Linked DNA regions of Homo sapiens: regions 2 and 3 are each linked to region 1. Evidence: chromatin loops called from intact Hi-C (ENCODE). Cell type or tissue: GM12878. All regions are shown on one strand.

Region 1 (8,000 bases):
AACTGAGACACATGCAAACAGATCTGTCACAGGCCAAGCCAGGCAACTGAAGGCAGGAGAAATTGCCAATCCTTCAGAATAAATGAAGCCCTTTCAAAACCGAGGGTGATATGCAAGATTGTCATTCAAAAAGCATGTCAGAGTTCACTTTGCGGCATGTTTTTCTTGAATTATTTTTTTTAAAACACCACCACCAAATACACTTAAAATTGGTAGTAGTTTTGAATTGATTAAAATATGAAAAATGCAGTGCTTGGTGGGGTGTTTTATTCTTGCAATTATCATCATGAATTTATTTTAATGTCTTTTGTCCTAGACTCTAGACCCAAAACTGTAGTGTTCTCAGTTGAGTAAAAGGCAGAGGGGTGAAAAATTAAACCTACACTGTAAGCTCTGTGTGCGGTCGAGACTGAACCTGACTTACCACTATATCCCCAATCCTTCTCATCTGCCTGACATATATATTTGTTAGATTAACAAATAAGTGAATGGATAGAATGGAATTGACCCAGGAAAAATGGATTTGCTCAGCAGAGCACTCAGAAGTCAGGGAGTTGGTTCAGATGCTCTTCTGAACTTCATTCCCTCTTCTACTCCGAACTTACATGCCACCTTTGGCACAGATTTTTTCAAAAGACGTCTCATCATTCTTTTCAGACTGCTCTTTTCTGAATGTACAGCCACCAAGGTGGCTTGAATATTCTTTGCCAATGACTAGTTACTGGAAAAGTGGTAGAACTAGTTTCTCTCAAACAATACCCCAATTCATTCCTAGGGGAGTTCTGGCTGTCCAGAGAAGAGCAGGTGCAGAAAGTCTTGATGTTGTGCCCAAGGGCAGGCAAAGAACCATTGTCTGACCTCATGTGACCTCCAGCGTTCTCACCCTGGCCACTGCTCCAGGAAGAATCAGAGCCTCTCTAAATCATAGATGAAAGTCAGCTTTGATTTAGAAGAATGGGCTATTGATAATTCTCCATTCTAGGAGTTGGGAATAAGGACGATACATATGTGAAAGACTAGCAATTATTTCAGAATATCAAGCTCTTTAAAGCAGAAAAAGAGCAAGCATGCATAAAAATTCAACATGTTTTGAAAAAACATGAATCTGTGTAACAAAATAATATACAGACTATTCTGCCAACATAATCTCGTGGCTATATTACAGGAGATTTTAAAATAATATAGTTAATTATCAATCACCTGCGGCCTCTGAACACATCTTTCAACCTCAATAAACGCCATCATAATAATGACCAAAATATCTTCATTTCTGCAACTTAAGTTGCACGGAAAATAACTTTTCCACTCGGCAGTAATCGTGGATCATGGTAAATGTTAAATTGAAATAGTGATTTTAAAACTCCGTGAATTCATGGTGACACCAACCTGAAGTTCAACATTTATCTGCCTAAAAAGTGAGCAATACAAATGCAATTTCGAACAGTCTCTCTTCATCTACTAAAAAGAACTGTTTCTATGCATTTTGGAAGCATTCCATTATCTACAAACAACTGGCCCAATTTGGGTGGTTTTTTTTTTTTTTTTTTAGATGGAGTCTCGCTCTGTCACCAGGCTGGAGTACAGTGGTGCAATCTCCGCTCACTGCACCATCCGCCTCCCAAGTTCAAGTGACTCTCCTGCCTCAGCCTCCTGAGTAGCTGGGACTACAGGTGCCCGCCACCATGCCCAGATAATTTTTGTATTTTTAGTAGAGATGGGGTTTCACCATGTTGGCCAGAATGATCTTGATCTCTTGACCTTGTGATCCACCTGCTTTGGCCTCCCAAAGTGCTGGGATTACAGGCGTGAGCCAATGCGCCCGGCCTGGCCTCATTCTTATTTATTCCTCACTGTAGGTTCCTAGGGATCTCTGAGTGTCAGCTCCATTGTGGCTGGAATGGTGTTCTTTTGAATATGCACTTGAAGAGGTCAGAAGAAGAGGTGAATTAAAGCTTGACTCTAGACTCAGAACCGGGTTTCAATGTCAGCTCTACCACTTCCTAGCTGTGTCTCCTCCACATGTTATTAAATTCTCTAAGCCTCAGTATCCTTTTTATTAAATGGGGAGAATAACAGTACCTAGCTTATAGGGTTAGTAAGATGATTACATGAGTTAATTCATATAACAACTCCAGCCTATAGTAAATGCTCCCTAAATGTTAGCTGCTAATATCGTTGTTACAGAAGTCATATAGGCGTACCTAGAGATGGGGTGCTACAGGTGTACATCCTTAGGGATAGCAGTAATTTAGTTCTATTGGTAATGCTCATTGGCTTCCCCCAGTTGGTCTCAATTAGTGAGTATCCCCTTATGTTAAAACAGAGAGGGAATAAAGTTGGGATGCATTTACTATGGAGGGTGCTCAGTCACCATTTCTCCCTCCTTCTACTTACAGGTTTAAGATAGGCGACACTGCTGTGACGAATGTCGTTTAGCAGCTGATCTCTGGGAGTGATTTCCACCAATGGGGGTGGCCTGTTTCTCGGCACTGGCTTGAGCGTTTTGATGACATCTTTGAGGTTGGTTTTCTCGGGTGGTTCTCTGGCTTCCGGCATCCGAGATTTGCGCTGGATTCTCTTCAGCTTCACCACCCGGAAGGAGTCAGGGTCTGTCCTGTACTTCGGGGCCTGCGATGGCTTTTTCATCATTTCACTGCGTTGACTAAAGGGGACATTTTGGGGGTTGGGAGGCCGAGGTGGCGGTGGCTGGAAGAATTCCTGCATTCTGGAATCTGGCTTGGGTCCTCCCAACAGCTCCCACATCCCAGGGGGCAGCCCCAACCCATTCTCTAACATGGCTATCAGCTTCTTCTGTTCCTTGAGTTGCTGCTGTTTTTGCTCTTCCTGTCGTTTCTGCCTTTGTTTATCCTGATTCCTGGTGAGCAGATTAGTGACCACCATTCTGGGACCCGGAAGCTCAAAATGGTAGCCCATCTTCAGGAGAGTGTTGTTTGCCTTCAAAAGCCTGGCTATTTCCATTTCAGCATGGTGACCCAACATGTGCCTCTGATTGTGAAACCGAAGCTCAGTTAGCGTCTCATTAAACTGGAGACACCTCATGATGGCCACAATCCCTTTACCTGTGATGAAATTGGACTCGATGTTGAGAGTGGTGATGCTTCTATTTTCACGCAACATGTTAGCCAAGGCAAATGCTACATTCTCATCTGCACCCACATTGGCTAAACTGAATGTTTTGATGTGCTTGTTTTTCTTCATTGCATTGACAAAGTCCAGTAACATTTCTTTGGGGATGTTTTCAATGTTGTTCAGGTTGAGTTCCTTCATGTCAGGATCATTTTTCCTAACTCTCCTCAAGCTCCCATCCAGGTCTGTCTGGTTTCCTGAAGGCCTTGTACTTACCTTCAAAAAGCTGGTGTCTAGAGCTAACTTCTTAGGATCTAATTTCGATATTTTTTTCTCACTTTGTTCTTGGGCCTCTGGTCTGTCTCTCTGTTCTTTGAATGCTTTGTCAGTTACCTGCTGGCAGTTGTTCTCACAATTTCTAATTTGTTCCTTTGCTTTGCCTTCCTCTTCTCTGTTCGTTTCTTCACTCTCTTCACCATCATCTTCTCCTTCGTCGTCATCATCATCATCTTCTTCTTCTTCATCTTCTTCATCTGTTTCTTGGATATTGCTGCTGCCCTTTGATTCTCTTTTATTTGCAACTATTTCATTATTGAGCTTTTCTTTTAAATACTGGGCCATATTTTTATTACGTTTTTCTATTTCTTCATGCTCTTCTTGAGTCTTTTCCTACAAGAGAGGTTTATGAGGGTTAGAATACATAGCAGAGAAGAAATATGAAGTGGAGCATCAGCTAGTGGAGATAATAAAAATGCTTATTTAAAAGAGCTGGTTGCTATTTTAAATAATCCTTATTTAAATAGCTGATTGCTAAAAATGGGTGGTTATTCTATCCCATAAATTAAAATGAGTATTAAAAGGAAACCTTATTAATTTTAATATTCTGTACTTTTTAATGGTGTTTAATTTCAGAAGCAGTTAAAAATTGTTTTGAAAACCTCATAGAATTGTTCATCGATACACTGAAGCTTTGATTTTGTATCTACCAAATAGGCATCTAGTACCCAACAGTCCTGAGTTAGGGCAATAATTTCCTTATTATTCCAATATATTATAAATGTGATACTATAAATATATTAGAATAAGGAAATTATTGCCCTAAAATTAACATCCCTACAATGTCTACTAATCTAGTATAGAATGTACATGAACTTCCTCTGAGAACATAACATAATGTATGGGAAATTAGATACGTTTGACATTTTGGAATATATATATATTTAAAAACCTCAATTTTGATTTTGAATATATATATATACATATATATATTTAAAACCTCAATTTTGATTCTATTTTTTCAGTTCTTTGACAACTGCCATGATACTCTGTCTAGGACAAGTTTACTATCCCAGTTTCTTGTGAAAGAAAGTGCCTAGGAACCAGGGCCAGCTGTAAGATGAAACAGGATTATGCAGACATTGAGAAATAATTGCTTAGTCTGGGAAATAAAATGGGCCTTTTATCAATAATATGTATTAGATTCTTGCACATCAATTATAATGCTTTTCTATGCAACTTGTGGGCCTCATAGATATCATTTTGAAAGCCAGTATAGCAAGTTGAGACACAGGTTCATTTGAGCAAAAATTTCATGCTCATAACATAGGTCAGAAGAGACAGTGACAAGTCACCTTAACCACCTGAAGTCTTCACCACTGCATTTCTCACCTTGACCAGAAGGGGGAGCCAACCATCAAGCTGTTCAAGTTATACCAGAGGAAGGAAAAACATGTTGCAAGTACTCGTTTTTACCCCCTGAAACTGGCATTCACATAGAATTGGCTTTTCATCCATTGATCTCCAGTTGTAAAAAATCTGCAAATTGTACCTTGAACTCTAACCTGATCAATCCAGCTGTTTCTTTTCTTAATCTTAGCACATGTTTAAACTCTACTGACTGTAAAACCAATTGACAACTTTCCTTAATTACAGCCAGCTTCAGAGTAATTTAACAAGATGTATCTTTGTAAACAGGCATAACCTAAAGAGACTTTACCTAGGAGGCATCTCTGTCCTCTTTTTGTTAAGTCATTTTCAAGTGGAACATAAAAAAAAAAATTATGCTCATGCACAGTAAGTTTGCAGAGTTAACAATTCTAGCTTTCAGGTTTTAGAAAGTGAAGAACTAGCTTCAAAACCACTTAATAGCCATCGATTTCTAAATGTCATCACTGACAGCCAATACATAGTAATAATATAAGACATTTTCTGGTTATTCGACTTGGTTTAATTGCAGGTTGTGTGGCCAGACTTCAGGAGGACTGAAATGTTTGACACTGTGTGCGAAACACTGCGTATGTTTGGATGTGCCAGAGAGACAGAGGCTACAGAGCTGTCATTACTTTCTCAAAGGGGCCTGCAATAAAAAAGAAAGAGAGAGGTAAGGACAACTGCCTCTGGGTTATGAGTTAAGTCACTAAGTATCGTGGCAATAGAACACAGGCTTTCTGACACAGCAAACCCGACAGCAATTTTTAAAAAGAGACATTTGCAAGAAATTACCCAATTTTCCCCTTGTAAATATAAATGTGTTTCAGAAAGTTCCAGTCGGAGTAGGATTAAATATTATGGTTTAATCTAGATATGGCAAAAACAAAGCAGAACCAAACCCTGGAGTCTTGAGAAATCACAGTTACAACAGAGAGACCTAACAGCCCATCCCAGGCAGCCATTTCTCGGTTGTACACAAATCTCTGGTTACCTCGGATTTCACAAAGGTGACAGGAACTCGTTCCTCTTCCAGCATGCGCCTGGATGCCTTTTCCCAATACATATAATCAACAAGAGATTTATGATTGAAGTTTCCTGTCGGTGGCTTGTCAGTTTGATCTTTCTGAATCATTCCCACGGGAAGGCTGGGGTCAGGGGCCATGACTTCCATTTCCGACTGCAGTTCTTTCAGTTCTTCAGCAGACAAGTTGGCCAAGATTTCATCTTCATTAATCTCCTCATCGAGAAGTTCTTCTTGATCTGAATTTCTGCTGTGCTCTGACATTATTTTTTCTAAATATTATTTTACTAGAAAAGAAGAATAATCAAAGATGATTTTTAAAAAGAAGGAAAAAAGCCTCAAGAAGGTCCCCCAGTTAACGAGTGTCCCAAGTTAACACACCCTTGAGATATTTTTTTTTTTTTCCCAGGAACCTCAGTGGTTTGCTGAGCAGCTAGGAGTGATCACAGCTAAGCTCTTGCCGGATCTATATTAAGCAGGGCTTGGCTGGATGGGGTCAATTTATGGAACAACTATGCTGCTCTCTTTTTGGCAACTTGAGTCAGCTGCGCAAATCCATCTGACATTTCAGTACAGCTGCTATGTTTGCCAGAGACTAGCAGAGACTACAGAATCTCTGCAGGAATAAAATTAATTATCTTCCTATATGCCATCATATTGCCATACACAAATTCATGCAGCTCATACATACATACCCCAATACTCCAGGGGATTCCACTTGTTTTTATTTAAATATTAAAGCAACTTACAATATTTCAGAAGGGAAATCCAACCAGCAACCTGAGTTGTTTCTGAAGTAAAGAATTCACTTGAAGGTAGAAATCAAGCTCTTAGGGTCTGCCTCTTCCCTACAAGGTGAGTGTGGAAGCAAATAAAGTGGTGCACAGTGGAACAGAGGTCTTGCTATGTCACTCATCCTCTGTGTAAGCCGAACCTTTGCAAGATGTCCTGTTTGCATCTAGATCCTGTGATCTAACAGATGGGGACAACCAGCACTTGGATTTCCACTATAAGTGAGTTTAATATTTTAAATTATTTGCTTTTCTTATTAAGTATCCATTAAGCCAATATCAATGAAAATGGCTCTAAAGTGAAGTGTTAAAAAAGAAATCCAGACCACTAATATACTAAAAGAAACTATGAGAAGATTTTGTTTTCAAACCCTGAAGGGGCAATATGCAACATTTGTCCAAATTACAAATGCCCATTTCCTTTGACCCAGCAATTCCACTTTGAGAAGTGTATCCTACAGATATACCCCTACATGGGTGAAACAACGTGTGTACAAGGTTACACAATATAGCAAAGTACAAAACAGTGTGTTTTACATGCCATTATTTGTGTGACAAAGGGTACAATAATATATAATATACAAGTTTTATTATATATATATTTAAGACAGGGTCTGGCTCTGTCACCCAGGCTGGAGGGCAGTGCTGCGATCTCAGCTCACTGCAACCTCTGCCTCCCAGGATCAAGCTGGGACCACAGGCATGCACCACTACACCCAGCTAATTGTATTTTTTGTAGAGACAGGGTTTTGCCATATTGCTCAGGCTGGTCTCGAATTTCTGAGTTCAAGCAATCCACCTGCCTCGGTGTCCCAAAGTTCTGGGATTACAGGCGTGAGCCACCGTGCCTGGCTCGTAAATATATTCTTATTCCGAAATATACATTCATTGTACAAGAGTTAGGATAACATAGAAAGGCACAGAACAAAATCTTCCCCTTACCTCACTGTGAAGCTACCACTATTAACATTTCAGTTTTTTCATTCCAGTCCTTTCTTTTAGGCATACAAACTCTATCATTTTTTCTCATCTGTTTTTTTGACTGAGAAAGTCAGGATTCTTTTTTTCTAGGCAACTGTGTACTCTACTACTAAATAATTTTTTATTGCCCTCTGTTAGGATTCTTTATATGGATGTACCATAATTTGTATAACCAATCCTCAATTGTTGGATATTTAGAATGTTTTCAATTCTCACAAGCACAAATAGTTCTTTAATAAATATCCCTATACCTAAATAGTTTATAAACACACAAGTTTATTTCTTTAGAGTAAATTGAACAAATTCTAAAAAGTGAAATTGCTAGGTCACAGAATACGAAGAAATTAAATACTTTTTATATGTAGATTAAAGTAACAGCAAAAATCACAATTACTTTTGCACCAACCTAC
Region 2 (8,000 bases), 830 kb after region 1:
CTCGTTGTTCCGAAAGTATATTAAAGATTAATTTAGCATTTATGGATATGCCTAATAGGTGGCCAGCACCAGGCAAGGTGCTGTGGATGCGAAGGTGACTAAGGTGTGCTTCCTGTTCTCACGGGGGTTACCAGTCTAGAAGGGGGAGACTCTTTTAGCCCTTGAGGGGAGAAGGACAATTCAGGAGCAGAGAGGCCATCTCAAGGGAATTTCCAGATAAGAAAGATCCTCTGGGCAGAGTTGAATTAACTCCCAGACAGGAGAGGAGTCCCCTGCAGCCACCCTTAGAAGTCACTGACTTTATCCCGGCATCCACTTCTCTTCTTTATCCCCATACTGGAAAGGCTAAATGTGGCTCCATTAGAGTCTTTCAACAAATCTATTTCAGCATTTTGCCATTAGGGGAAAGACAATGTAACTTCAACATTAGGAGCACAGACTCTGAACCAGACATCTGAATACATACTCTTGACGGAGTGATTCAACCTCTCTGCTTGTGTTTCCTTGTCTGTAAAATGGGGATCATAATAGCATCTACTGCAATAGAATTAATGGGAGAATTATAAGAGGTAGCCCACAAAAAGCATTTAGAACAGTTGGGCCCTGATAAGCTCTCACTAAAAGTAAGTTACTAGCTCTTATTCTTGATGAACTTGGGTTTTAGTTGTCAAAATTAAGTAACAAAGCTACTGCAACCTATTAACATTTTAATTTTTTCCCACAGTAAAGTTTAATGTTCTTCGTGTTAGGCATTTTTTTCTTTTATTTGATTATTTGAAATGCTTTATTTCAAGTTAACTACTTAGGAAAAAATAAAGTGGAAGGAACACTTAGAGAGGAAACTGTCCTAAGGGAATTGAAGTCTAGAAATAACTATTCTGAGAGCACAAGGGCCCTCTTGTACTATCACAAACAAAGAATAAAAGTCCCAGTTTACTTGTGTTAACAGTGCTCAATTGATATTCAGAAAAGGGGACCATCCAGAGAGAAAAAATAATAACGTTTTACAATTATCATTTACTTGGAAAAATATTCATTTTGGTGGAGCACAACATTGAAGAACTCAATTCAGACCAGTATGGGGGCATAGACCCAGGCGCATCTTCCTTCAATTTGTTTGTCCGGATTAGACTGTGGCTTTCATCTGTCCATGGTGCAGTTTGTGCTCTGGAAGTGAAATCTTGTCATTTAGGTAAATGGCCTGGATAAAAATCCCACAAAGATGTGAAATATACATGTTAATAGAAGAAGTCTCTTCCTTTTTCTTAGCTCTAAAGGTGTTATTTTGACCTAATTATGATGTTAACTGTATTTATCGGGAAAGTTTTCTAATGCAGAAGAACCAACTACAGAATCCTTTCTTTAAAATGCATGGCTAGGAGACACATTTTAAATTATTTCCATCAACCTTCCTTTTAGTAGCTTCAGCAAATAAGAGCGGTTGATAGAAAGAACATACACCACCATTTAGGACACAGTTTCTCAAATGTGGAACTGTTGACATTTGGGATGGATAAGTCTTTGTGGTGGGAGACTGTCCTGTGCATTTTAGGATGCTTAACAGCATCCCTGGCCTTCACCCACTGGATGCCAGCAGCAAATCCCCTGCAGGTGCATCAACTGAAAATACCTCCAGATATTGATCCGGGGAAACAAAATCAGCTCTAGTGTGGAATGCCTGACTTGGAATAATGACTGGTCACCTCAGCCTTGCAGATTCCCTGATTTCTGTTCCTAGATTTGCATTGCAGTCTGGTAAAAAATTGTCTAATCGTTGACAATGTACTTAGTAATTAACATAGCAAGTGGTTTTGTTGATCAAGTGAAAATTAGCTCACCTGTCAAAACTGTAAAGTGGGAATCCAGTACTCCCTAGAAAATTAGAATACTGTATTGTTAATCATAGCAGTTACCACTTATTGATCACTGAAGTAGCAGGCACTGTTTCACCTACTTTATCTCTATTAAATCTTATAAGACCCCTGTGAGAAGAATGTTGTCACTTTTCAATTGGAGACACTAAGCCTCAGAGAACTTGCTTAATATCACATAGCAAGTTCGTAAAGAGGCAGGATTTTAATCCGGATCTCTGACTCCTAAGCACAGGCTATAAAGTTCTGCACCATTAATCGGTAAATTGGAGTATCCACATTCGGCTAGTAAGCGGCAGGGTTTTTATTTCCTCAGGTCTAATTGGAGATGAATTGAAAGTTTGCAGTTTCTAACTGGTTAATATCAGCATGTTGATACTCTCCCCACCCCCAGTTCTGCTGTTAACATGGGACGTGAGCCTCCGACCAAAAACCTCCATTAGGCAATGGCAAAAATCTTGGCTTTTCTTTCTGTAAAAAGCAGTAAGATGCCATACACAAAGTGCCATTTTAATTCTGTGCTTGGCCCAAAGTAGGCACCCAAAAAATGAGATGACCCCCAGCAAAATATTCTGCCATGCTTTCTGCTTCCCACTCCTAATCAGCAAGTATGGGAAAAGCAGCCGAAGCAGGAAATCTTTCAGAGAAGTAGATAGAGGGCTATAAGCTTTTTCAACTGGAAGTAATGATGTCTGATCTCAGTAGAGTGCCCAATGAGGCATCTTGCTATAGGGATTTTAATTCATTTCCCTTTTTGATGTGCACTGTCGTCAATCCATGCTAATCACAGCAGTACTTTCTGTAGTTTTTCATGCATCTCAATCCATTTCTCACTAGGTATCCCCCACGTTGCTCTTTGTCTCCCCCACCCTGTCCATCTCGCTGTCTATGGCAGAAAGCATTCTCTCTCTCAGTCATGTACATATCTCTTCTTTAGAATATAGTTAGAAAATATGTTCTTGTCCAGAAGAAGCTTAGAATTAGATATCTGTTCAACATAGGTCTATCAATGACTTGGAGATGTGTATCAGTTGCTATTATTTATCCCTAACAAATCATCATAATAACACAGTGAGTTTTGCATACAATTTGCCTATGAAAACCATATGTGTGATTTACCTTTCTAGAGCAAGTGGAATAATTTTTCTTTTAGCTTATTGCTTTGAATTTTCAAGTCACATTCTTGGTTTGTTAAAACCTCAACGTTTTCCCAAAATCCAAAATTCTCAAAAGATAGGGGAATAAAGCTTTGGAATCCAAGGAGTTACCAGACATCATGGCAGCTGTATAAGTTTAGTCTTTCTGGTACTTTACAGGGCTGTTTTGAAACATGTGAGTGCCTTTCACTTTGCGTTAAATTGGACAAGAATAAAACTAAACACACACAGAGCAAGGTTGACCCTGAGAAGGTAACCTATTTCAACTAAAACCACTTAGTGAAATGACAGCTAATAATCAAAGTCACTTTTTATCAATTCCTTAGTTAGAGGGCCTTGAAATACCATACAAGGGCATTTTAAATGACCACGATGTCTATTTTTGTGCCTGTGTATGGGGGTATGTGTATTAGGTTTTATGCATATACTATAAACGCTGCTTTCAAAAAGGAGCAAAAGAGGGAGTTGTATTCTGCTGGTCTGTCTGTCCTCCCTGCCTACCCCAATTCTGTTCGAGCCAGTGTCTGATTCACCCATCAAGAAGTATCTTATTCCATGTCCATTGCCTCCCACCCAAATCTCTTTAGCTAGGGGTTTAATTCATAGAGTATATGTTTAGAGGCTATCACAGAAATAGATGCAATGGTTATCAATGAGGGGAAGCACATTCGACTTGTATTTTGTGGTATATTTTCATCTGTATGTTAGTGGTCATTGGAGAGGATGCAAGGTACTCTGTTGAATACAGTTTTTACTAGATACTTCTCAGTCACTAAACACTTTAATCACACCTAAATGCTTTCTGAATGTACTTTTCTCAGATGTAGAATACAATTCCATGTGTAATCAAGAAATGGGAGGGCTAAACGACTTAAAGTCTTACCCAGTAATCATGGTTATAGAAATTGTTTGAATCAATCTAGTAATGGTACGTGTCTGCAGTGGAAGGAGTGAGGTCAGTCAACGATTTCTCCATAGTTACTATTTCAAACTGTATTTCAGGGCATGGGAAGGGAGATCAACTTGGGCCTTTTCTACAAAAACAGGCCTATAAACTGCTGCAACCAGCTAGTTACCAAGAAATGCACATACACAACCAAAGGAGGACTCGCTGCTTTAAAACAGCCCATTCAGAACTAGAGGAAAAACTCTGACGCTAGCTTGGGGAAGGCTAAATATTTCTTTTACTTTTTTTTTTTATTATTATTCTCTTGAAAGTGTAAATTTTTGCTCTCTTTTAAAGTCTGTGGGCTCCCTCTTGTGGCTTTGTGGAAAATTTCAATTTCAAGGAAACGCTTTTTCTCTCTAGCAATAAGGAAATCATTTCCAATTAAAAAAAAAAAAACTTTCATTGCTTTTCCTTGTAAAAGAAAAAGTGAGAAGAAGAGGTGGATACGAGAAGGAAGGAACAAAATTAACTTTAATGGAAAGTCCTATTTGGTGAAAAGGTCATTTTATATACAATCCTGTTTTACAATAATAGCCAACATTTCCTGAACACCCACTGTTTGCTACTAGTTGTACTAGATAATGCATTCACCACATTATTCATTGCCTCCATGCTCAAAATAAACTGACTGGCTAGTTAGAGTAGTCATTTTATGGGTGTGAGACTGTACTTTCCTGCCTCAAAGGGAACTGGTTGAGGAGATCCTGTACCTCTCTTTTAATACCTGTGAATGAAAAAGTAAACATCTCATATTTTCCTATTTTAAAAATGATTTTTTGTATCAAATAATTTTTCTTAAATAAATCCTAGAGTAGGATATAGGTTTTATCTGAAAAAACATGGGAATTGTTCAACAGTTAATTTCTGTTACTGTTTGTCTCTCTCTAGTTGCCTGTCTCGGGAAACTTGATTGATCTTTATGGAAACCAAGGTCTGCCCCCACCAGGCCTCACCATCAGCAACTCCTGTCCAGCCAACCTTCCCAACATAAAAAGGGAGCTCACAGGTAAACACCTAGTAAATGTGCCTCTTACTGCAGATTTCTGTCCATTTCCTGATAAGACAAAGTTATTGATATAGTGATGTGCAAACTATATCCAACTCATGGACGTAACTTTTATAGGTCTCTGCAGTGGTTAAAACATTATGCAATATTTTAAGACGGAGAATTTATACTTGAAAATTCTGTTTTTTTTCAAGGAGATCCTTGAAAATCTCCTGAGATACTGGGAATCGGGGCCACCATTACTGCATGTCACCAATCACTGTGTGTGTGGTGAAGGTCCCCTTTGTGTTGGGGATAGTAGGCAACTCTTTCAGCTGTAACTGTCTCCACCCTACCTGATATGTATGTTTCTAACAAGCCCCTAGAGGCATTTGCATTTGAGAACCCAGATCTGAATTTTCCTTTGACACACATTCAAGCCCACAATTGGGATAGCATAAGAATATATTTCTCACATCTTCAGATGCCTCCTGTTGTCTTTTGCTGTATTGTGTGCAAAAGATTTATTACACAGAGGGGAAAAAATTATAAAATGGAGCAATGGATATTATTTGTTCTTGAGGCAAGTGTGAAATTACTTATTTCTCTACTTTGCTTAATGCTTTAGGGAAGGCATTTATTTGGTCATTAAAACATGGCGGAAACTATATTAGAACTGGCATTCTACCATGGTGAATTTTATGGCCCTTACCACACCCCTCTTTTTATTATTTGATCCTTGCATCCTGCAGGATTGGATGAACAGACTGAGAATATGGAATATGGATTTGGTACAGAGAATTCCTGTTCCAGTCAAGGATGTCTTAAAAAAATTTTTTTTAGAAAATAAGCAGGAGAAAGATGTTTTTTAAAAACCATGGATTTGAGTGAAAAGAGTAATTAATAAGTAAAAACCATCCAAAACCAAAACACAAGTAGCTACCCTACCAAAAAGGAAAATTACTGCAAGACAACAACAACAACAAAAGCAAGAATCGTCGGGCAGGCACAGTAGCTCACGCCTGTAATCTCAGCACTTTGGGAAGCTGAGGCAGGCAGATTGCTTGAGCTCAGGAGTTCCAGGCTGCAATGAGCTGTGATCACACCACTGCACTCCAGCCTGGGCAAGAGGAATGAGTCCTGTCTCAAAACAAAGCAAAACAAAACAAAACAACAACAACAACAACAACTTAAGAATCATTGAAGTGGAGGGTATGTAAGTCATGCTTCTGTGTGAGGAAAAAAAAACTAGAAAATGATTTGAACTGACCATCACAACTGAAAGAATTCAACTTCTGAGTTATATATATATATATATATATATATATATGCACACACATACACACACACACATAGATATGCATATATATGCATATATACATGGATGTATGCATATAGATATGCATATATACATGGATGTATGCATATAGATATGCATATATACATATATAACACCCATATAATAAATATATATGGTGTGTATATATATATATATATATATGCTTCAGTGGCTATAAGTTATGCTAAAAAGATTTCTATTTTGAGATAAAATTCTAAATTATGGTAGTGTAATGCTTCAGCTATCACTTCTGAAAAGGAAATAACAGAGCTTTCTGGATCCCCAGATTGGTCAAGTAACATGTTTTGTTTTGTTTTTAATTCTGTTTTGTTTTGTTTTGTTCTCTGTAAGGCAAAAAGTAATCTCTTATCCCAGAGATGTCACAAGAGTTGCTATGCAAATAGAGCTTTCCAATTGCAGTTGCCACCAAATGCCTCTATTCCTATTTTGTTTTTATAGACTCAAGCTAGTAAATAGTGGTTCCTAAGTTATTAGATGATTTCATTACAGCAGGTTTTAACAGAATCTGGCACCAACTTCTGAAAAAATGAGTTCATTCTATGAAGTAGTGAACTAGTTAGAAGAGACAGAGATCCAATTTGGCAGCTTTTTTTTTTTTTTTTTTTTTTGAGACAGGGTCTCTCTGTGTCTCCTGAGCTGGTGTGCAGTGGTGTGATCACGGCTCACTACAACCTCGACCTCCTGGGCTCAAGTGATCCTCCCACCTCAGCCTCCCGTAGCTGGGACTGCAAGCATGCACCACCATGCTGGACTTATTTTTTTTTATTTTTTGTAAAGACCAAGGCTGATCTTGAACTCCTGGGCTCAAGTGATCTTTCCACTTCCACTTCCCAAAGTGCTGGAATTACAGGTGCAAGCAACCATGCTGGGCCACTACTCAGTTTTTATATCAGCACGTTACACAGGCATCAAAAAAGGATTGAAAGCTTCTATGGCCTGAAAAGAAAATATATCAGACCCCTGATAATAGAGTATCAACAGCAAATTGACATAGTTTTCTAATTATCGATTTCTTTCTTGCTAGTATCTGTATATGTTTACAGTGTGCTATATATAATTTTTACCAGGGTTTTTTTTTACCATTTTGTGGAAGCCCAGTTTTTACATATTGTATATATGATATATATATTGCTTTTGAAAACATGCAAGCTTTTTAAAAAGATATCATTTTTAAAAAAACGTATTTTTACTTAGAGTCAAGTCAAATAAGCTTCTGTATGTTTGGGAAATGAGATATTTTGTAGTTTACATTTTGTGCAACTTCAAACAGTTCCAACTTCTAATGACTTCATTCACGTGCACAGCGTGTATTTTTCCCACAGAGTCTGAAGCAAGAGCACTGGCCAAAGAGAGGCAGAAAAAGGACAATCACAACCTGAGTAAGTTGGTTTTATTTATGTTCATGACATTTGATATTAATGTTCCCCATATATCAAAAATGTTTCCAGAAATTCTGTAGAGGAGAGTTGATTCCTACAGCTGTTAAAATTCTCTCTTATGGAAGAAAATTGTATTTGACAGAAACCAAGGTATATATTTTCCCCATATTTTATCTCAGATCAAATTGAATTTTGTATATATACTTATTTTCAGTTTCTGAAGAGTTTTTATTTTTCTTGTTTCTAGTAGTGGTTTTCTCTCTCTCTCTCTCTCTTTTTGGTAAGAGGGAGAATTGATC
Region 3 (8,000 bases), 300 kb after region 1:
CCAGGTGCTACTTGGTCCCCCTTTTCCTCCACCCTCACACAGCCCCAGAGGTGCCAGTAGTCAGATCTCTGGGAGACAGTATACCAGCCAGGCCCTTGAATTCTGGTGCCAGCTCTAGTATTAATTACCGGATGACTTTGCATAAGGCACTTTGTGTCTCTGGGCTTTTATTTCCCGTATGAAGAGTCATCTGAGGTTGAATTAGATTAGGGATTGTACATGCAAGTGCCAACAGAGGCCAGGCAGGCAATGAAAATGTAGCAGGCTGGGTACAGGATGACAGGGAACAGTGGGGACTGGAGAGCACATGTTTTGTCCAGTGAGGGCATTCCCAGTGTCTCCAGATGCTCCAATTTTTCCTGGGAAGCCACAATTCAGACTTTTACATAAAGTCTCCCAATCTTTAAGTGTTGGCAACAAATCAAGCCTGCAGAGCAGTTGGCAATCTTGAGTCTAGATGTGCCTTGTCCCATAAGCTAGTCACTAGCCACATGTGACTATTTCATCTTAAATTAATTAAAATTAAACAAAAATTAAAAATTCACTTCCTCAGTCACAACAGCCACCTTTCAACTGCTCAATAGCCACAGGTATTAGTGGCTACCATATTGGATAACACAGATCTGAAACATGTCCAGCTTTGTAGAAAATTCTCTTGGATAGCCCTGGCCTAAGTGATGTCTAAGATAACTTTCAGCTAGTAAAACAAAAAATAAAGACAAAATGAAACAAAGGTTACTTTCTTAATTGATAGGAAACAACGCTACTGGAATTTCGTGGCATAACCATAACACAAAAATATTGGTGTCATTATTTTATTTTCACTCTGATGAGTTCCCTTCAGTTGCATTTAAATTGGTTTCTGCAGATCTGTTAATAGAAGCAGCCTGATACTTTCTAATCTGCTTCAACACACAAAGTACATTCATAGGGATTTGAAATCTAAACTTATATTAAAAGGAGAGGGGCCGGGCGTGGTGGCCCATGCCTGTAATCCCAGCACTTTGGGAGGCTGAGGAGGGCAGACCACTTGAGGTCAGAAGATCGAGGCCATTCTGGCTAACACATGGTGAAACCCCGTCTCCACTAAAAATACAAAAAATTAGCTGGGCGTGGTGGCATGTGCCTGTAGTCCCAGCTACTCGGGAGGCTGAGGCAGGAAAATTGCTTGAACCCGGGAGGTTGTAGTGCGTTGAGATCATGCCACTGCACTCCAGCCTGAGCAACAGAGCGAGACTCTGAAAAAAAAAAAAAAAGAAGAGAAAAGGAGAGGGGGCAGGGAAGAGAGAAACCCTATTTTACTTCTAGTACTTACCCCTCCCCTGCTAGGTGAGATATCACTTCCATACAGAGCTTTTAACTGCCTGTGCAAGAGCCTCCATTGTGACAAGCTGCAATGTTTTAGGTCAGTAGTCACCAAACTTTTCTATAAAGGACCAGACAGTAAATATTTTCAGCTCTGTGGGCTATATGATCACTATGGCAATTATTCATTTCTGCCTTATTACATGAAAGCAGCTATCAACAATATGTAAGCAAATGCGCATGGCTTTGTTCCAATAAAACTTTATCTGTGGACGCCAAAATTTGAATTTTGTATAAGTTTCATGTGTCAAATAGTTACTTGATTTCCCATACAACCATTTAAAAATGAAAAAGGAAAAAAAAAACATTCTTAGCTCAGGACGGTAGCAAAACAGGCAGTGTGCTGAATTTGGCCCACAGGCAGTAGCTTGCAGACCCCTATGTCCTGAAAGTTCTCTGATGGAGAGACTGCTGAACTGTAGGGCAGGGATTGCTGAGCTCTGACTTATATATATGACTCACTGGGCATGAGTCCCATGTAAGTTGTATAGTTAGCCAATGTTGTTCAGGAATGAAGGGAAGGACCATAAGGGCCCTTTTTTGTGAGACAAATTTATTGATATAGTCAGTCCTCATTATTTACAAAATTCAAACTTGCCTACTGGTTAGAATTCATTCATAACTCCAAAATCAATACTCAAGGTACTTTTTTGAAAAATAGAGACAGGATCTCGCTCTGTTGCCCAGGCTGTAGTGCAGTGGCACAATCATAGCCCACTGCAGCCTCAAACTCCTGGGCTCAAGTGATCCTCCCGCCTTGGCCTCCCAAAGCGCTGCAATTACAGGCATGAGCCACCACACTTAGCCTTTGCTCGAGGTATTTTTGCAATCATTCTCTGACTTGTGGGGAACAGCAAAAAATTTGAGTCACCCAATGCTCCTGTTCTCAGCTGAGATATAACAAAATAAAGCGCTGCCCTCTTGTTTCAGTTCATGTTAGGTACACACGTCCCTTTCAGAGTCTATGTAGCAACCTGTTTTACACATGTTGGTGCTTTTGGTTGGTGATTTTGCTGTTTAAAATGCCCCCTAAGCATAGTGCTGAACTGCTAAATTAGCTGTGGTATGAATGTTTGTGTATTTCCAAAATTAATAGTTTGAAGCTTAATCACCCGTGTCAGAATGATAGGAGATAGGGCCTCTGGGACATGATTAGGTCATGAGAACACAGTCCTCATGAACGGGATTAGTGCCCTCATGAAAGAGGCCCCAGAGAGCTGCCTTACCCCTTCTACCAAGTGAAGACACAATGAGAAGGTGCCATTTATGAACCAGAAAGTGGACCCTTATCAGGGTCTACCAAATCAAGTGGACTGTCAAGTGGTATTAGCAGGACCCTCATCCATTGACACTGAATGGCCTGGTGTCTTCATGGTGAATTTCCCAGGCTCCAGAACTGTGAGAAATACATTTCTGTTGTTTATAAGCTACCCAGCTTATGGTATTTCGTAACAGCAGCCCAAATGGACAAAGTTCCTAAGTGGAAGGCAGCTGCAATGTCCTTGTTAAAAAAAAATAATGTCTTAGATAAGCTTCATTCAAACATGAATTATAGTACTTTTGATATGAGTTCAATGTTAATGAATCAACTACATATATTAAATAATGTGTCTTTAAACAGAAACACACTTAAAACAAGGTTATGTACTGACTGGCTGATGAGAATGTTGTGACGAGGTTTATAGCAGCATAACTTATTTCCCCCTAGGTGTGATGTTTCAGTATTTGCTAATTTGGTGTTCATGATGCCTTTACTGAATATAACTACCTCAAATAATGAGAACTGACTGTATACTGACACTAAAAGGACAAGGTCTCACTCTGTCACCCAGGCTGGAGTGCAGTGGTGTGATCATGGCTCACTGCAGCATCGAACTCCTGGACTCAAGCGATCTTCCCGCTTTGGCCTCCCAAAGAGATAGGATTACAGGTGAAAGCCACAGCACAGCCAGGATTGTATTATTAAGGCACATGTGCCTTAGTCTGTCACTTCTGAGTGGTTTCTCTCTTAGCTTACTAATATAAGAAGCAAATCCACAGACAAAGAGGGATGGGAATAAGCAATTTTCATAAGAAACACAAACAGCCAATAAATATACAAAAATCCTTCACTGATAGTCGGAAATAAATATTAAACAAATGAGATATTTTTTCTCCTATTAGATTGGCAGAAACAGAATTACTTTTATAAGACAAAAGAATTGAGGTAAGATATATGTTGACTACCTTAAATCCCAATATGGGATTTAAATAAAAAAGCAACTTCTTTAAAAATTCAAAGATGAATTTAAAATTTGCTTAGGAAGGTAATTCTGAAGCTGATTTCAAGAGGCAAAGCTAAAATAATGAATGTAAGATTCTAAATAACAAGTTATATAGATGTAATATAGAAAAATCACAGGTGCTGTTGACCTTATCTTTAGCCTTTGGTAATTAGGACTTGAACTATAACAGCCTTTTATTTCTACCTACCCGCAACCCTCTGCTTTTATGTACTTTACCTCTGCTTACTTCTCTGCAGCCAGACAGTGACTTAGGCAAATAGGAAGGTAGGTGATGTGCTATTAGTGTTTTAAAAGGCTTTCATCTCTTCCATGGTTTTTCATGGTGTTATTATCTCTTATCAGTAGTTAATTTATATAGTATTTCCATGATGCCTTCTTAACAATATCCAGTGTATTAGCGTCACCTCCTTCTTACACAGTAAATTCATTTCAACACTGCATTGGCCAGAAAGGACATGCAGTAAATGTTAATCAATTCTATTGCCATAAGAAACGTGCATGGAGTTAAAGTTCACAAGAAACAGAAGCTAGAGAACTAACAGCAAAGTGGAACTTGCTGCTCATTAGTTCACGAACACACTCCCCAAAAGTGAAGAGAGACACTCTCACCTGAAACTAGTGCTAGAAGTAGTTATCCTGTTCACACAGCACACCCTACTGCCCATGGGGGAAAGTTCACTTCCAATGCACAACTGAGAAATTAAATATGGACCCTGCTGGCCAGCCTCCACCTAAATCTCATCTCTAATCGATCTGCAATTCAATAACATGCATGTCTTCTTTTGCCCCTACCTTTCGTGATGGCTTCAGCTGAAACATAAAAGGGCTTTAAAAGATTAATAGTTCCATCTTGATGCCAGGTGAAGTAAATTCCCAATTCATTCAATCCTCACTGTGATGTTTTGCACTTGGTACAAAGTAGATGCACAATAATGTTTTATAAAAGCACCACAATAAGATAGGTATTATTTTTATCTTTTTTTTCAGAAGACTTAAAAGGATTAATTAGTAACTCTCCAAAGATCCCAAAGCCCAAGTAAGTGGGGGAGCCAAGAGTTGAACCTCATCTAACTCCAGAGCGTATGCTTAATGACTACACTATATTACCCTCTTATTCTTTAATGCTAAAATAAGCTTTCAGCATTAAAAAGAAATGAACCGTCAGGTGATAATTAGTTTCAAAGTCTACCATAACAGGTTAGGCCTTTTAATAGCTTTAATACCACAGCTTTTGCTAAAGATTGATCAAGAACACAGGCCATTTCCTAAATACCTCACACAAAGGCAACTCTAAGCAAGTGCTAATTTTAAAACAGGGCATATGCCATGTTATCAATAGGAATCCAAAGTTAAACAACAGAATGGGCTAAGTGTGGAGCTTCTGGCATATGCTGGGATGTAACAGCCCTTCTCTTTAAATCAGGTGTTGCACCCATATAGTTTGCTAAGGATAAGGTATGAATAAGGAAATGCTGGGGCTGTAATGAATAGGTTTTCATTATTGTGGATTTGAAACAAACTTTTAAAAGCGTGTGTGTGTGTGTGTGTGTGCATGTGTGTGTGTTGGGTAAAGGATTACGGAGATTAACATTCAAAAGACAGTCAACAGAGAATAGTCCAGAAGTGGAAGGAATTTACGACTTAGCCTTAGAGTTTTCTCACGTTAATACCAACCTATTGGTAATGCCTGCCTGGAGCCCTGTTTCAGGAAGTATTGTGAGACCCGTTCTGAGTTCTACAAAGAAAGGGTGCTGTGTTGATTAATAATGTCTGTCCTGGCAGAGGAAAGGAGGGGAGCATATTAACTGCATAGTTGCTTTTCTTAGGACTAGAAGATTCACAGGAGTGCCATATTTGTTCATTACCACAGAGCTATCTCAGAGCTGCCAGCTAGGACTGAGAGGAAAGATCACACTGCAGACCCAGGATATTTAAATCAGAAAATAATTTTAACCGTGAAAACACAGGGTCTATGGGATTTATCCTCAGATGTAATAAGATAAGCCCACAGATGCGCTTAGGGGCTGAGATGACAGAAAGGCCACTTGGCTGAGAAACAGGAGGGAAAAAGAGCCAAGCAATATGGCTGAGAATTTGTTCTCCATACTGGTACAACAGAGCTTGGTAGATTTGCTATTTCTTTGGCTCAGCCTCATAGATTTTGGAAATGTGACTATTTATAGGGATTCTTATTTTTTTATTTCTTTCACTCATCCCTTAAAAGTTTTAAGCAAAGTCTACTTGAAAAATGTCAGCCTGTCTCAGGTGTGCTGAGAGAAAATTAAGTTTTGTCAGTGTTTAGTCAGAATATAAAAGGAGGGGAAAACTGACCTCTGGTGGTAAATTTGGAAAATCCCTAATACAAAGATTTCCAAAAAGTGATCCAGGAAGCATTAACCCCTCAATATTTTCTGTGGGAGAAGGGCTCTGTGGTAAAAATAACTCTGGGAAACAATTACATACTATATAAATATAATATATATTTATATGTTATATAATATATTTATAATATATTGTTATATATTACTTAATATACCTGTTTTTTTGGCAACTCATTGTGTTTAAGCCCTTAAGAATTCCTGCAGAAGAGAAACTATTTAATGCCTTTTAATTCAGCATTTTCTAAATCTGTTTGAATATAAACATGAAATATATTTTTAAAATTAACCTAACATTTTGGGAGACATGAACCTTAGGGAGAAGAATATAAGATCACGTTTTCCCCGTCCAATATGGAGAATTCCTTTCAGAGCTCTTCTCTGATAAAACCTTAGAACACTTGTGTTTTTACACGTAGCCTTCCCTTCCTTGTTCTCCTCCATGACTGTGTTTAGTAAGAAGCTAGGTAAATGTTTTTTTTTTTTTTTTTTTTTTTTTTTTTTGAGACAGATTCTTACTCTGTCACCCAGGTTGGAGTGCAGTGGCTCCATCTCGGCTCACTGCAAAATCCAACTCCCAGGCTCAAGCAATTCTCCTGCCTCAGCCTCCCAAGTAGCTGGGATTACAGGCATGTGCCACCACGCCCAGCTAATTTTTGTATTTTTAGTAGAGACTGGGTTTCACCATGTTGGCCAGGCTGGTCTCGAACTCCTGACCTCGAGTGATCTGCCCACCTCGGCCTCCCAAAATGCTGGGATTACAGGCGGCGTGAGCCACCACGCCCAGCCAAGAAGCTAGGTAAATGTTAAAGAATAATTTCCCAGTTAGAGACAAATCATTTACATATTTCAAGTTAACAAGCATCTACTGAAGAAAAGCTAGTAGCTGTATCAGTGCACTCAAGCTTTTCAGTTGTAACTATGCAGTAGAAATCTTAAAAAGGCCAACATAGTTTATAGATGACTCTTCTAATACAGAAGCTCTTCAGAGCTGGGAGTTGGTAAAACAGTGGCTCAGACTATTTTGTGCTCTGGAGCTATATAATTTTGGGGTTTGATGACAACCAGTTCTGCATCTCACTAGCTGTGTGACCTGGGGCATGTTACATAACCTCTCTGTTCTCAGTGATCTCATCTGTGAAATGGAAATCACAATATCTCCTAGTTCTGCTGGGGATTAAATGAGTTAACACTTGTAAAGTTCCTAAAACAACAAGTGTTAACTCTTTTAATCCCCAGCAGAACTAGGAGGTACTATGATTTGGCAGTTGGCTGGTAATTTGTTGCTTCTTAATTTGCACCACTAAAGTTAGGTGCATGAGGCATCATTTAAAAGGAAAATAGATTTTTTTTCTTTTAAAAATATTGTACTTTTGTTTTAGATCCTGAGACTACTAAGAAATTTTAACTGATTGTCACTAAAATGTATTATGGTGGTATTTTAAACTATTAACACTTTTTCTTTGGAAAAACCAGGAAAGTTTTCCTCTTCTTAACATTAAAAAACACTGTGGTAAAGTAGATAAAACAAAAATTCATCATTTAAACCATTTTTAAGTGTACAGTTCAGTGGTATTAAGTACATTCACATTGTTGTGCAACCATCACTCTCATCCTTCTCTAGAACATTTTCATTATCTCAAACTGAAACTCTGTGCCCACTAAAATGTAACTCCCCATTCCCTCTTCCCTACAGCTCTTGGCAACCACCACTCTGCTTTCCATCTCTATGAATGTGACTACACTAGGTAGCTCATACAAGTAAGATCACACTGTATTCATCCTTTTGCGACTGGCTTATTTCATATAGCATAATGCCCTCAAAGGTCATCCATGTTGTAGCATGTGTCAGGATTTCATAATACACACCATTTTGGCAGCTTTTTTCCCTCTGTTACTTAATACCTTTGAGAGATCTACCCTGACACTTTTTAAAGGTCAGAGTGTTCTATTAGATGGAAGTACCATCATT

What was found. A loop is a pair of places that touch in the nucleus more often than their neighbours do. Peaks named below come from ENCODE experiments on the same cell type or tissue, not always from the same donor. Only the 100,000 strongest peaks of a DNase experiment are listed, where the experiment ranks them.
Region 2: a loop joins it to region 1, with 5 times the contacts of the local background. A loop is called at or near these places in 3 of 110 quality-filtered maps.
Region 3: it touches region 1 in a loop (5-fold over the local background); 19 of 110 quality-filtered maps call a loop at or near these places.

The regions. Positions count from the first base shown.
Region 1 is chr3:69,116,305-69,124,304 of GRCh38, forward strand. LMOD3 (leiomodin 3) reads right to left here and starts at 6,291. Exons shown (of 3, transcript NM_198271.5): 1 at 5,789-6,291; 2 at 2,395-3,756. The coding sequence starts at 6,082. RefSeq lists an enhancer at 5,146-6,345. In GM12878, a CTCF peak has its summit at 4,764 (motif pointing right); a DNase peak (open chromatin) is centred at 4,767.
Region 2 is chr3:69,944,186-69,952,185 of GRCh38, forward strand. It overlaps MITF (melanocyte inducing transcription factor), which reads left to right. Exons shown (of 10, transcript NM_001354604.2): 6 at 4,866-4,983; 7 at 7,627-7,701. Among named protein-coding and RNA genes, the nearest start is that of SAMMSON, 52 kb to the right of the region's middle. In GM12878, a CTCF peak has its summit at 4,295 (motif pointing left); no DNase peak of the experiment used is centred here.
Region 3 is chr3:69,421,142-69,429,141 of GRCh38, forward strand. It overlaps a transcript of FRMD4B not described here. Among named protein-coding and RNA genes, the nearest start is that of FRMD4B, 39 kb to the left of the region's middle. RefSeq lists enhancers at 1-36, 37-536. In GM12878, a CTCF peak has its summit at 4,302; no DNase peak of the experiment used is centred here.